Regions from separate parts of the Homo sapiens genome. Here region 2 is linked to region 1. A link is a loop called in an ENCODE intact Hi-C map of the cell type or tissue named here. Cell type or tissue: Calu3. All regions are shown on one strand. Links, peaks and the distances in the headings refer to the core of each region. The heading gives the core; the rest is flanking DNA.

Evidence for each region. Peaks named below come from ENCODE experiments on the same cell type or tissue, not always from the same donor. Only the 100,000 strongest peaks of a DNase experiment are listed, where the experiment ranks them.
Region 2: it touches region 1 in a loop (2.3-fold over the local background); 1 of 110 quality-filtered maps calls a loop at or near these places.

The regions. Positions count from the first base shown.
Region 1 is chr10:27,890,036-27,895,761 of GRCh38, reverse strand. The region is part of intron 17 of ODAD2 (outer dynein arm docking complex subunit 2); the gene reads left to right. Among named protein-coding and RNA genes, the nearest start is that of ODAD2, 110 kb to the left of the region's middle. In Calu3, for the core only: no CTCF peak of the experiment used is centred there; a DNase peak (open chromatin) is centred at 2,321.
Region 2 is chr10:27,798,349-27,804,074 of GRCh38, reverse strand. No RefSeq gene overlaps it. Among named protein-coding and RNA genes, the nearest start is that of MKX, 55 kb to the right of the region's middle. In Calu3, for the core only: no CTCF peak of the experiment used is centred there; a DNase peak (open chromatin) is centred at 2,794.

The sequences.
Region 1 (5,726 bases), core at 704-4,703:
CTGAATCAAACCATGGTTAGGGCAACTCTATTAATAGCACTTTGCGTGATGATGAAAAGGTATTGTTCAGATACGGCAACTACTAGCCACATGTGGCTATTCAGTGCTTGGAATGTGACTAGTAGGGCCAAATAACTGAATTTTGAGTTATATGCAGTTTTAATTAAAGTTTAGGTCAGGTGTGGTGGCTCATGTCTATAATCCCAGCACTTTGGGAGGCCGAGGCGGGTGAATAGCTGGAAGCCAGGGGTTCAAGACCCAGCCTGGCCAACATGGCAAAACCCCATCTCTACTAAAAATACAAAAATTAGCTAGGCTTGGTGGCGCATGCCTGTAATCCCAGCTACTTGGGAGGCACAAGAATCATTTGAACCCAGGAGGCTGCAGTTGTAGTGAGCAAAGATTGCTCCAGTGCACTGGGTGACAGAGCTAGACTCCATCTCAAATAGGAAATAAAAATATAAAAGTATAAATAGTTACATGTAGTTAGCGGCTATCGTTTTGGTGCCCAGGTCTGAGATATGCAAGTAAGACAGAGTTGTTTTTGTAAGCCATCTGCTATGAAAAGTTGTAAACCTCAAGAATTAAATGAGTTTGTGTGTGCTTACATGTTCATTATATAAGTTTTAGAAACTAAAGAAAAGCAAATTAAAAAAATCACCTGTAATTTTAGCACTTGGGGATAACTGATATTAAGAGCTAACAGTTTTTTTTTTTTTTCGTACCGATGACTAGTGAGTCTCTCTCTAATTCTCTCTGTATGTCTTTCCATATGCCTGTCTAATTTTCTTTGGCTATATAGTATTATATTGTATGGATATATCATAATTCATTTACATAATTAAGTTTCCAGTGTTAAGGAACAGTGAGGTTGAGTGAAACAAAAATTTCATTTGAAGCCGGGCAAAGTGGCTCACACCTGTGACCCCAGAACTTGAGAGGCCAAGTGGGGAGGATTGCTTCAACTCAGGATTTTGAGGTCAGCTGGGGGAGCATAGGGAGACTCCTCTACAACAATTTTTTTTTTTTTTAATGCACATGCCTGTAGTCCCAGCTACTCTGGAGACTGAGGTGGGAGGATTGCTTGAGCCTGGGAGGTTGAGGCTTCAGTGAGGCGTGATTGCGCCACTGCACTCAAGCCTGGGCAACAAAGCAAGACCCTGTCTCAAAAAAAATTTCTTTTAAGCCTTTCTAGAATGTTCTTTCACACAGGGAGAGAAAATAGTTACTGCTGACCCTTTGGTAAAAATTTTAGCATAGCTCCCCATATATTTGTTTTATCAGTAACTTTATATCATAGGTTAATCAGTGGTGATTTTCTTGGTGGTACATAAAATAATAGTTTATTTTACGATCAACTGCCTTTTGGATTAGTGGGAAATAATATGACCAAAGATACATGTAAATGTATATCCGTGGAGGTTATGTGTACTTGGAATTTTTTTGAGGTCTCATGTTGTATTTATATCACTATCCAAAACTTTCCCCACTTGGTTATATTGAATTTAGCATTTTCAATGAATATTTTGTAAGTTCTATGATTTTTAGATGGATTAAACTTGTTTTCTAATAAGATTATTTATGTATTTATTTACTTATTTATTTAAATATTTATTTTTTAGAGATGGTGTCTCACTCTTGGCCCAGGCTGGATCACAGTGGCACATTTGCACACTGCAATGTCAATCTCCTGGGCTCAAGCAATCCTGCTGCCTCAGCCTCCAGAGTAGTTAGGACTCCAGGCCTGAGCCACCATGCCTGGCTAACTTTTTCAGATCAAGATAGGGTCTTGCTCTGTTGCCCAGGATGATCTCAAACTCCAGGCTCCAGGTGATCCACCCACCTCGGCCTCCCAAAGCACTGGGATTACAGGCCTGAGTCACCACACCTGGCCTTCTAATAAGGTTATAAATTCTGAGGGACAGTAGGGATGGGAAATGTTTTTTGAATATGCTGGGGCATCCAGCTTGCAATAAAACAGTGGAACTAGAAGAAGAGATCATACCAAATAGTATAGCCCTTTCTTTCTCCCCGTCACTGCCCCTGTCCTATTTAGGTAAGTTAATGGCTCAGCTTTCTAGGAAAGAATTGCCTTTTATTTTGTACGGAAGCATTTCTACATTGTTTTCAACTACAATGCTTTTGCAAGTAACTTTAGACTTATTAACTTATGAGTCATAGGATTTGGCATCACTTTGAAATAACGTCTTTGTTTGGATTAATGGCACTGACAGTAATGCTGCAAAAACCAGCCATTGTTAATTATAGCTGAGAGCCACATGAAAGGGAAGAAAGCACCAGCTACGCCTTTAGACAAGCTGTTGCTACTTCAGGGCCCCTACCACGTCTGTCAGGCGTCATGAAACCTAAGTTCACCATGTATATGTGTGTCCCTGTGGTGTGGACATGGTGAAATGTCAACTGTTCAAACCAGATGTTATCCGTTTTTTTATATTGTTATACACATTAGAACACATTTTCAGATGTATGTGTTAAGAAAATAAGATGTGAATATTGCTTCTAGTGAATGTAGAACATCTTTTCTTTATTTCTTTTCTCTTTTCTTTTACTTTTCTTTCTTTCTTTTCTTCTTCTTTTTTTTTGAGAAGGAGTCTGGCTCTGTCGCCCAGGTTGGAGGGCAGTAGTGTGATCTTGGCTCACTGCAACCTCTGCCTCCTGGGTTCAAGCGATTCTCCTGCCTCAGCCTCCCGAGTAGCTGGGATTACAGGAATGGACAAGCATGCAGCCCCATGCCTGGCTAATTTTTGTACTTTTAGTAGAGACAGGGTTTTGCCATGTTGGTCAGGCTGGTCTCAAACTCCTGACCACAAGTGATCTGCTCGCCTCGGCCTCCCAAAGTGCTGGGATTACAGGCGTGAGTTACCACACCCGGCCGTAGTACATCTTTTCTTGTTGGAAACATTTAAAGCTACCTATCAGTGATTGAGCCAGGCAACGAAGTAGCAGAATCAAAGACTTCAGTAATGAATTACAGGATAATTGAGAGAAATAAAGATTCACAGTGTAAGTTGACATTGCTTTTGTGTTATAATTATTTTGTTATTAAATGCATAAAACAAATGGAATGTGGGATTTTTGTAATAAGAAGTATTGACCTTTTTGTTGGTAGACTAGTGTTTCAGTTAAGTTTAAAACTTCATTTTGGAGAAAGCAAGTATGTAATAGTTATTGATAGCTTATTGGTGATAAATAAAATGTACTAGGTGAAACAGATATGTTTTTCCAGCTTAAAAATTATCGGTCCATTCATTATCTGATAGGAAAATCGGAGTGTGAAATGAGAGTCTGTTTTACAAAGATCACTTTGTAAACCTCGAAATAATTTAAGACAGGAAATAAGCATCTTCACTTAGAAAGCCGCACGGTCTTTTTTAGTCTATCAAGAACCCAAGAACAGAAGGTCAAACTAAAGTGAACTAGTCATAAAAAATAATCTGCATATTTTTAAAGAAGTTTTATTTGAACATTTACCATTTAAGATCTTTTCTGTGTTATGTCTAAGAAAAGTTCTTTTTTCCTATTAAGATTGCTAAAAAGGACAGAGATCCTAAGATTCGACCTCTGTAGTGATGTTATGTGTAAATTTCAAGAGCTGTAAGTCTGATTCAACTAATAACTGCTTTGTGAAAAATGTGAGAGATTTGTAAATAGAAGTGTAAAACTGTTTCTTTCAAGCTGAACGATCAAACACATTTTTGGAGAAAAAGGGTAGTTGAACAGGTGTTCAGTATTATGAAGTTGTGATGTAAAGAATGCAACTGAATCTGGTAAAAGTCCATATATTAAATTCTTTGTTCTTAAGAAGCAAAACTGTCTGCTGCAGAAAGTCTACTCAAATTTGTGCTCCGTGAACATTAAGATACTGAAAATATGAAAATTTATATAAAAATTTAATTGTGTCGTATCACACGATTATTTTCATGCCTTTTGCCAACATTTGTAAGAAACATTTTTTCTTAAATATCAGTGCATTTTTAATATTATTTGTTTTGTGAATATCGCAAGATAGTGCTTAATTTCCTTAATTCTGCTTCCTTTCATTAATGAGTTTTTAAAAGTTTTTATTAAGAAAAAAAAGATGTTCAACTATATTTGCATTTTCATAAGAAGTAATAGTATAATTCATATTAATGTATCATCACCATTTCCTTATGAATTAGATAGAAAACAGGTATTCTTATCTTAGAATAAATACTCTGAATGTATAATAAGTCAGTTGTTGGGTTAGGAAGAAAACTCAATATGTCTTCCAAATCAGTAATATATATCCATGAGATCATTTGGCCTTGTAACCTTCCTAAACTTAATTTTGCTACTTGTTTAGACAATGTCTGGTTTTGATCTTGAAGGAAAAAAAAAAAACAAAAAACTCTAGTAATTTGAAAACCAGTGACCTAAAGTTCTGCTCCAAACTGAGAAGCCAGTCAGGAATTTGAGAATGATTCCCCAAAAGAGAAGAGAAGTTAATTTCTGTGAGGTTGGGATACATGCTTGGGTAATTTAGCCAGGAATGTTGAGGACTGAGTATGGATGAGGCCAGTTTCCTGACCACAGGTGTGACAGAACACAGCTGATCAAACAGGACAGGAATTTGACATCACCCTCTGTTTAACTTCAGCTGCCCAACGGTCCATGCCCAATCAGGGAGCCAATGAGAACTTTGAGAAGAAGGCTTGTGGAGGGGTTTAGTTTCATGCTAGGAATATTGCTATAAACACAAGCTCTGATTTAGCCATGTTTGGGCTGTCGAATATATCGCTGTATGACATGGTGCCAAATAATCAACTTTTTTTTCTAAATCCAAAACGTCTTTAAAATGTAATCTGCATTTGGGTTCTGCCTCCCTGTTTGGGGTCAGTTGTCATTTTCAGTCACCAAATAGTTCTAAGTATGCACCCATCTGGCCCCCAGATCCTAAAATCCTAAAAGATTAGAGTAACGAATGATAATACAAGTTTTTTTTTTTTTTAAATATATATATACCAGATTTTCAAGTGGGGACATAAGGGGTCCAAACAAAAGTGAGGGCCTTAAAAAGCCTGTCTTCAGAGCACAGCCGAAAGAATCACTGGCCATAGCTCAAATCTATCACTTTCCTTTCTCCTCCCTATCTCTCCACTACTGCCCTCCCATTCCCTACTCCACAGAGGGCTGCAATAGAGGCTGCTAGTCTACAAAGGGATGAAATTGACAGAAGAGTAACACAGTGTACAAAATGGTAACTTACAACGAAAAGCATTGCCTATTCTAAACAGGGATATATAGAATTGTGTACCAGCCACTAGCTATTCATGAAACCACTTAACCACTTAATTTTGAAAGCACAGTTGGTTATCAGTTTTCAGTTACTTATTAAATTAATAACTTCATCTATTAAATTATGTCATTATATTCACCTCAGCCAAGAGTGCCCAGCATCAAACAATGCATGCTGTCGTGATCAGATCAGAAACTGTGCCATGTCAAAATTCATTGACTCAGACACCTGACTGGGACCCCAGATGGCCTCTTCTTCCAGTTCACTTGCTTAAGCACTCCCATTGCACTGTGACCCCATCAGGCTCCCTGCCCATTGACCTCACTGTTTTTTCCATCCACCAGCCTTTTGCTATCTTCGGTTCCCTCATTGCACACATTTGTTCCATGATCTATCATTGTACTTGCTCCATTTTTTTGATTATGCATTTTTTATTTGTATAAATTGG
Region 2 (5,726 bases), core at 912-4,911, 92 kb after region 1:
CTGAAAAATACCACTGGCCTCAGGCAAATAGAAGTAGGAGATGTGGAGTGATGATCCATGGATGAGGGCTGGGACTGAAGAAAGCTTTACTCTTTAAACCCACACCTAGGTTCTGTCTCCCAGCTGTTCTCACAACCGAGAACCTCTCACTGGCATCACTGGCCTTGGGCTCCTTCTTTCTCACCATCTATTTTCCTCTCCATTGACTTCCCCCCATTTCCAGAACTGCTACCCCACCCACAGATGCTATCCTCAGAAATTTAAATACTTCTGTATCTATTCGCTTTTGCTGCTTAACAAACCATTGCCAACAGCCATTTGTTGAGCATGTGATTCCACTGGTCAGCAATTTGGACTGGGCTCAGGTGGGCGCCTGCATGCATCTGCTGTCACCTGTAGGTTGACTTTGCTGTTTCAGCCGGGCTTTCACTTGTCTGGGGCCTCAGCTGGGACAACTGGGATGACTTGAATGCGCTCTACGCAGTCTCTTGTCTTCCAGGAGGCAAACCCAGGCTTATGGAGGTTGCACTCAGTTTCAAGAGAACACCCAAAAGCATGTAAGGATCCTTGAAGCCTAGGGACAATTGGTACATCATTTCTTCTGCTGCATTCCATTGGTCAAAGCAAGTTACAAGGTCTCCCCTTGATAGGGGGCTACAAAGTCATCTTGTGAAGAGATGTGTATATGGGGGAGGGATGGGTGGGGGAAATATATAGGACAAATGCAAGGGCTTGTGTTTCCACTATCAAAATAGTCCTTAAGTTGTTTTTACTTAAAATACATTTCTTTCCTCTTGGAAGAACTTTGCAGCCACCTCTTAAACTTCTAGGGTTTTTCTTCCCAAGATCACAAGAAAATAATATCAGTATGTGAGTGTGTTTTGGGAACAGGGAGAGTTGTAAGAAACGAAAGTAATTGTTTTTGCTCCTGGGTTTTGCTCCTGGGTAATAATTTTTTATCTTCAAAACTTTTATTATAGGGACTTTAAGATAAGCAAATGATATAAATGTATATTTACTCCTGCTTTATTTTAGTATATCCCACCCAAAATTACATGAGGACAAGTATCCTAACACCCCAATGTGGTATGTTTAGACAGGTTTCTAGCTACCCTGAAATTTGCTGAAGAAAATGGGTCAGCCACCAACTGTGAAACTGATTTTTAAGTACACTGGAGATAATTACTTGTTACAAAATACATCATAAGACAAAGATCCTTTCTAACTCCATTTTCAATAATGGCAGAATTAATAGAGAACTAAAAGAGGATTGAACCTTCCGTGAAAGTAATATATAAAGGGGAAAAAAAGGCACAGCGTTCCTTTCCTAAGGAAAAGGAAAGAAACTGATGAGGAAAAAATAATTTGGGGAAAGCAAATTTCAATAAGTTTAGGGCACTGGTAAAATAAATAAATACATATTTTGGAAAACCTAATGGGAAGAAAGCCATCCAGAAGAGATGGATACTCTTTAAACAAACAATGCTGGCAGGTGAACAAACTGTATGGGAAGTGCAGGACAGGGAACAGGGTGCCAAACTGGCAAGACAGAACTGTGCAAAGTTCTGAAAGGCAAATTAGAGAACCGTGAAATGATGTCCAGCCAGATCACCAAAGAAGAACAAAAAGAAGGGACCGGGAGGTGCAGGGACCACATCAAAAGTGAGAAAGACACTGCAGTGTGGGTAGACATAAAAGACATCAGGAAGCTGTTAATCAACTGCATTAATAAAATCCAAGTTATTCCTGACCATGTTACCATTTGGCTAAACAACGAGCCCTGGATTTCACATACAGTATTTCTCTGCTGGCCTGTTGCCTGGCTCCATAATCAGCATCGACTAAAATGTTTTTGATTGCAAATAGCAAAACCTTAACTCAAATGGCTACTTTTTTTTTTTTTTTTTTTTTTGAGACAGAGTCTTGCTCTGTTGCCTAGGCTGGAGTGCAGTGGCACGATCTCGGCTCACTGCAACCTCTGCCTCCCAAGTTTCAAGTGATTCTCCTGCCACAGCCTCCTGAGTAGCTGGGATTATGGGCATGCACCACCACGCCTGGCTAATTTTGGTATTTTTAGTAGAGACAGGGTTTCACCATATTGGCCAGGCTGGTCTAGAACTCCTGACCTCAGGTGATCCACTGGCCTTGGCCTCCCAAAGTGCTGGGATTACAGGCGTGAGCCACCGTGCCCAGCCAAAATGGCTTTTTAAATAATGGGAATTTGTTGATTCATGTAAACAAAAAGTCTAAAGATAGAGTGATCTTTAGGTAAAGTTTGATCGAGGTTTGAATTCTATTTGTCTGAAATTATCTTGGCTTTGCCCTTTTCTGTACCTTGGCTTCATTCTCAGCTGGCTTCCCTCATGGTTGCAAAATGGCGCAGCAACTCCAAATCTCATATCCTCACATCCCACTGTTCAGAGGAGTTTCTTTTCCCCCAACCACAAAGCAAACTGCCTGGGCTTCACATGGATTGAACTGACTCAGGTCATTACCATGTGGATTGGCTGAGTCCTAGATGTGTTCATCCCTGGAGAACCAGGCACTAGTAAGGAGATGGATTTATGCTGACTTGCTTGGGTCATGTGTAGACTGGAACATGGTGGGATCCATGTCATCCAACCCACAGGGCTGATACTTAATGGGGTGCCTGTGCAGGAAGCCAGTAAAATGCCTCAGGTAGTCTGAGCAGAAATGGACTCACTGTTACATTCTCTTCTGGTTTGGGTGACTATATAGGCAAGTAATCAGAAACAAGGTTAACATGTAGCAAACCATGGCAGGTTAGACAACATTCTCAGGGCATGAATGTCAGCCTGGCTGTATCCCACATCTGCCCGAAAGAAAAGCACCAGCTCTGTGTATTAAAAGCATGAATAGCCGCTCTGCAGTCATCTTCTCTCTAACTTACTGTAATCTCTAAATTTGTAGGAATGTGAATACCCTTCTCTCACGTTGGATCTTTGAAAGGTCAAACATTCTTGTGCTTACACCTCACTTCATGATAAAGCTGAAAACATTTCAAAGTAAATTAAATTATTCCATGTGTAATTATCATCTGCATAAATTTAATTTTAATTTCAATGAAATTTAATTGGTTAGAATAAATGTCCAGACACATTTTTATGCTCTTAAATGAACAAAAAAGGTTTTTGCTCTATAAAGGATAATTTCCATTTTTTTCTCTATAATTACTACCATTGATGTCTTTGAAATTTCTAGAAAAACATTTTTATCTCTTAGAAGAAATGACTAGAGTGAACCTCAAAACCTCATCTGCAAAGTAAGTATAATTACACCTACTTCATAGGGTGTCATGAGGATAAAAGAAGTTAACATATAAAAAGTAAGAACAACAGTGTCTGACACATCTAATATATCAATATTATATATGTAATATGCAAGATTATTATATAACAACATCATTATTACCTCATTTTACTAGTTTTCACTCAATGCTCAGGCTAGACCTAGGAGGTTAGTATTTATTACCACATTTTACAGAGGAGACACAAACAGATGATAAATAAGGCATTGGGTTTCCAAGGTATTGAAGTGGTATAACTTTTTCTTCATAAGTTACTAAGATTCACATTAAAAATAACTTCAGACTTGCTAATATCTTTTACGCTTTCCTTGAACTTTCTTCTGGTTACTGAACCGATTCAGTGGAAACTCAGCAAATGCATGCATGAGAGACTATCTCTGCTATTCATTCATGGTCAAAGCTACCCTACTGGGTGTTTATTTTCTAGATACTCCTATCTTCCAGTCTCTTCCTTTTGTTATTTTTAGTTTACAGATTACATAATGTGTAGGCTTAAACATCTATCCTTACAGTTAGATTTAAATATTTGGCACTTAGTAGGTAGTCATTAACATTTATTGAAGGAAGGAAGGAATGAATCACAACGTTGATTTATAAAGAAAAACAAAGGCTTACAGGAAAGATAGAAACTCTAATTCTCATGCCACCACTCAGGCCAATGATATGACTAAAGGAATATAAAAATTAGAGAAAGCCTGAACTAGCTGTGGAAAATAGTAAAAGGTGGCATTTACATACCAGAAACGTAACAAAATTTCTGCTAAATATAACGGGAATGGAAACAGACTAAAGGAAGTCATGAAGGGTCAACTGTAAATACAGTTTTACAAACTGCTTTTATCATCTAGCAGCATGACTTGAAAGTTTTTCCAGGTGAATATCAATATTACCACTTCAATTGCTTATAAACATTTCATTATTTGTATGCATAATAATTTAATTCTTGCCAATATTTAGATTGCATCAATTTTCATTTTTACAAAAATGTCATTGAACATCAAAAATCTTATTTTTAAAGGCAACTGTTGCAGAATGAAGATTATAATTTTCAAAAATCATAAGAAAAAAGCAAATCAAATATGTATAACAAAAGGTTGAAAGCAAAAGAAACTGCAAGGAAGTTGAAAATAGCAAAATACGAGAACGGAAGAGCAAATATATTATTAAATGAATGCAAATGAATGAATGCACCTCTTAAGAGGTCAAAAAAACAACCCTCTGTATTTAGGTCCAAAGCAACTCAATTTTATTCAGTTTAAGCAAGGCTCTAAAAGAAAAGCTACACATAAAAATAAAAAGGCTATGCAAAAATCAATTAGGTAATGGTTGCATGAAAGACTTGAGTTCTTTCCTTCTCTCTCCTCTGACATCCTCTATGTTGGTTTCATTTTTTTGGCTTGTAGTAATACAGCTGCAGCAATTTCGAGTGTCATAGCAGAAATAGCAATATTCAGGAGGAGATAAGAGACCCTGGCTCTTGCTCAGAAAAAGGAAACTTTCCCAGAGGCTACCTAGCTACCAGCACACTTCCTTTTGGCCAGGATTGGACCTCATGCCCAATAAACATTCAACTGGAAAGCATAGTGGAGTCATCCTTTGACCAATCAAATCTTCGCCTGAGACACTTAGCTATTTGGGAAAGAAGTGGCTACCGAAACAAATCTGAGGTTTAGGAAGGAAGGGGAATAAATGGATTCTAGCCAGGCAAGCGGTGATGATCACAACACCAGATCGATATTGACAAAAGGAAAGCTGATGTATACTAAACTGACTTAAGGACATAAAGGCATTAAGTAAGGATCAAGGGCTGCTTTACTTAATGATAGATTCACCAGGAAGACAAATTATTCTGATGCTGTATTCATCTAAAAATATAGCTTCAAAATACATGAAGCAAAAAGCAAGCAGAAATATAAGGTTATATATATATATATATATATATTTTTTTTTTTTTTTTTTTTGAGACAGAGTCTCTTTCTGTCACCCAGACTGTGCTCTGGTGCGATCTTGGCTCACTGCAACTTCTCCCGGGTTCAAGCAATTCTCGTGCCTCATACTCCCAAGTAGTGCACCACCACACCTAGCTAATTTTTGTATTTTTGGTAGAAATGGGGTTTCACCATATTAGCCAGGCTGGTCTTGAACTCCTGACCTCAGGTGATCCGCCCACCTCAGCTTCCCAAAGTGCTGGAATTACAGGCGTGAGCCACCGCACCCAGCTGGCAATATAAATAATTTTATATAATTTTAGGTCATAGTGGAAGATTTTTAACATACTTTTTCCAAGGACATTGAGCAGAAGAAAACTTAATAAGAATTGAGAAATTATGAACGGCAGAATTATTAAGCTTGATGTAATTGATACGTGTGTGTGTATATATATACTGTGTATGTATAC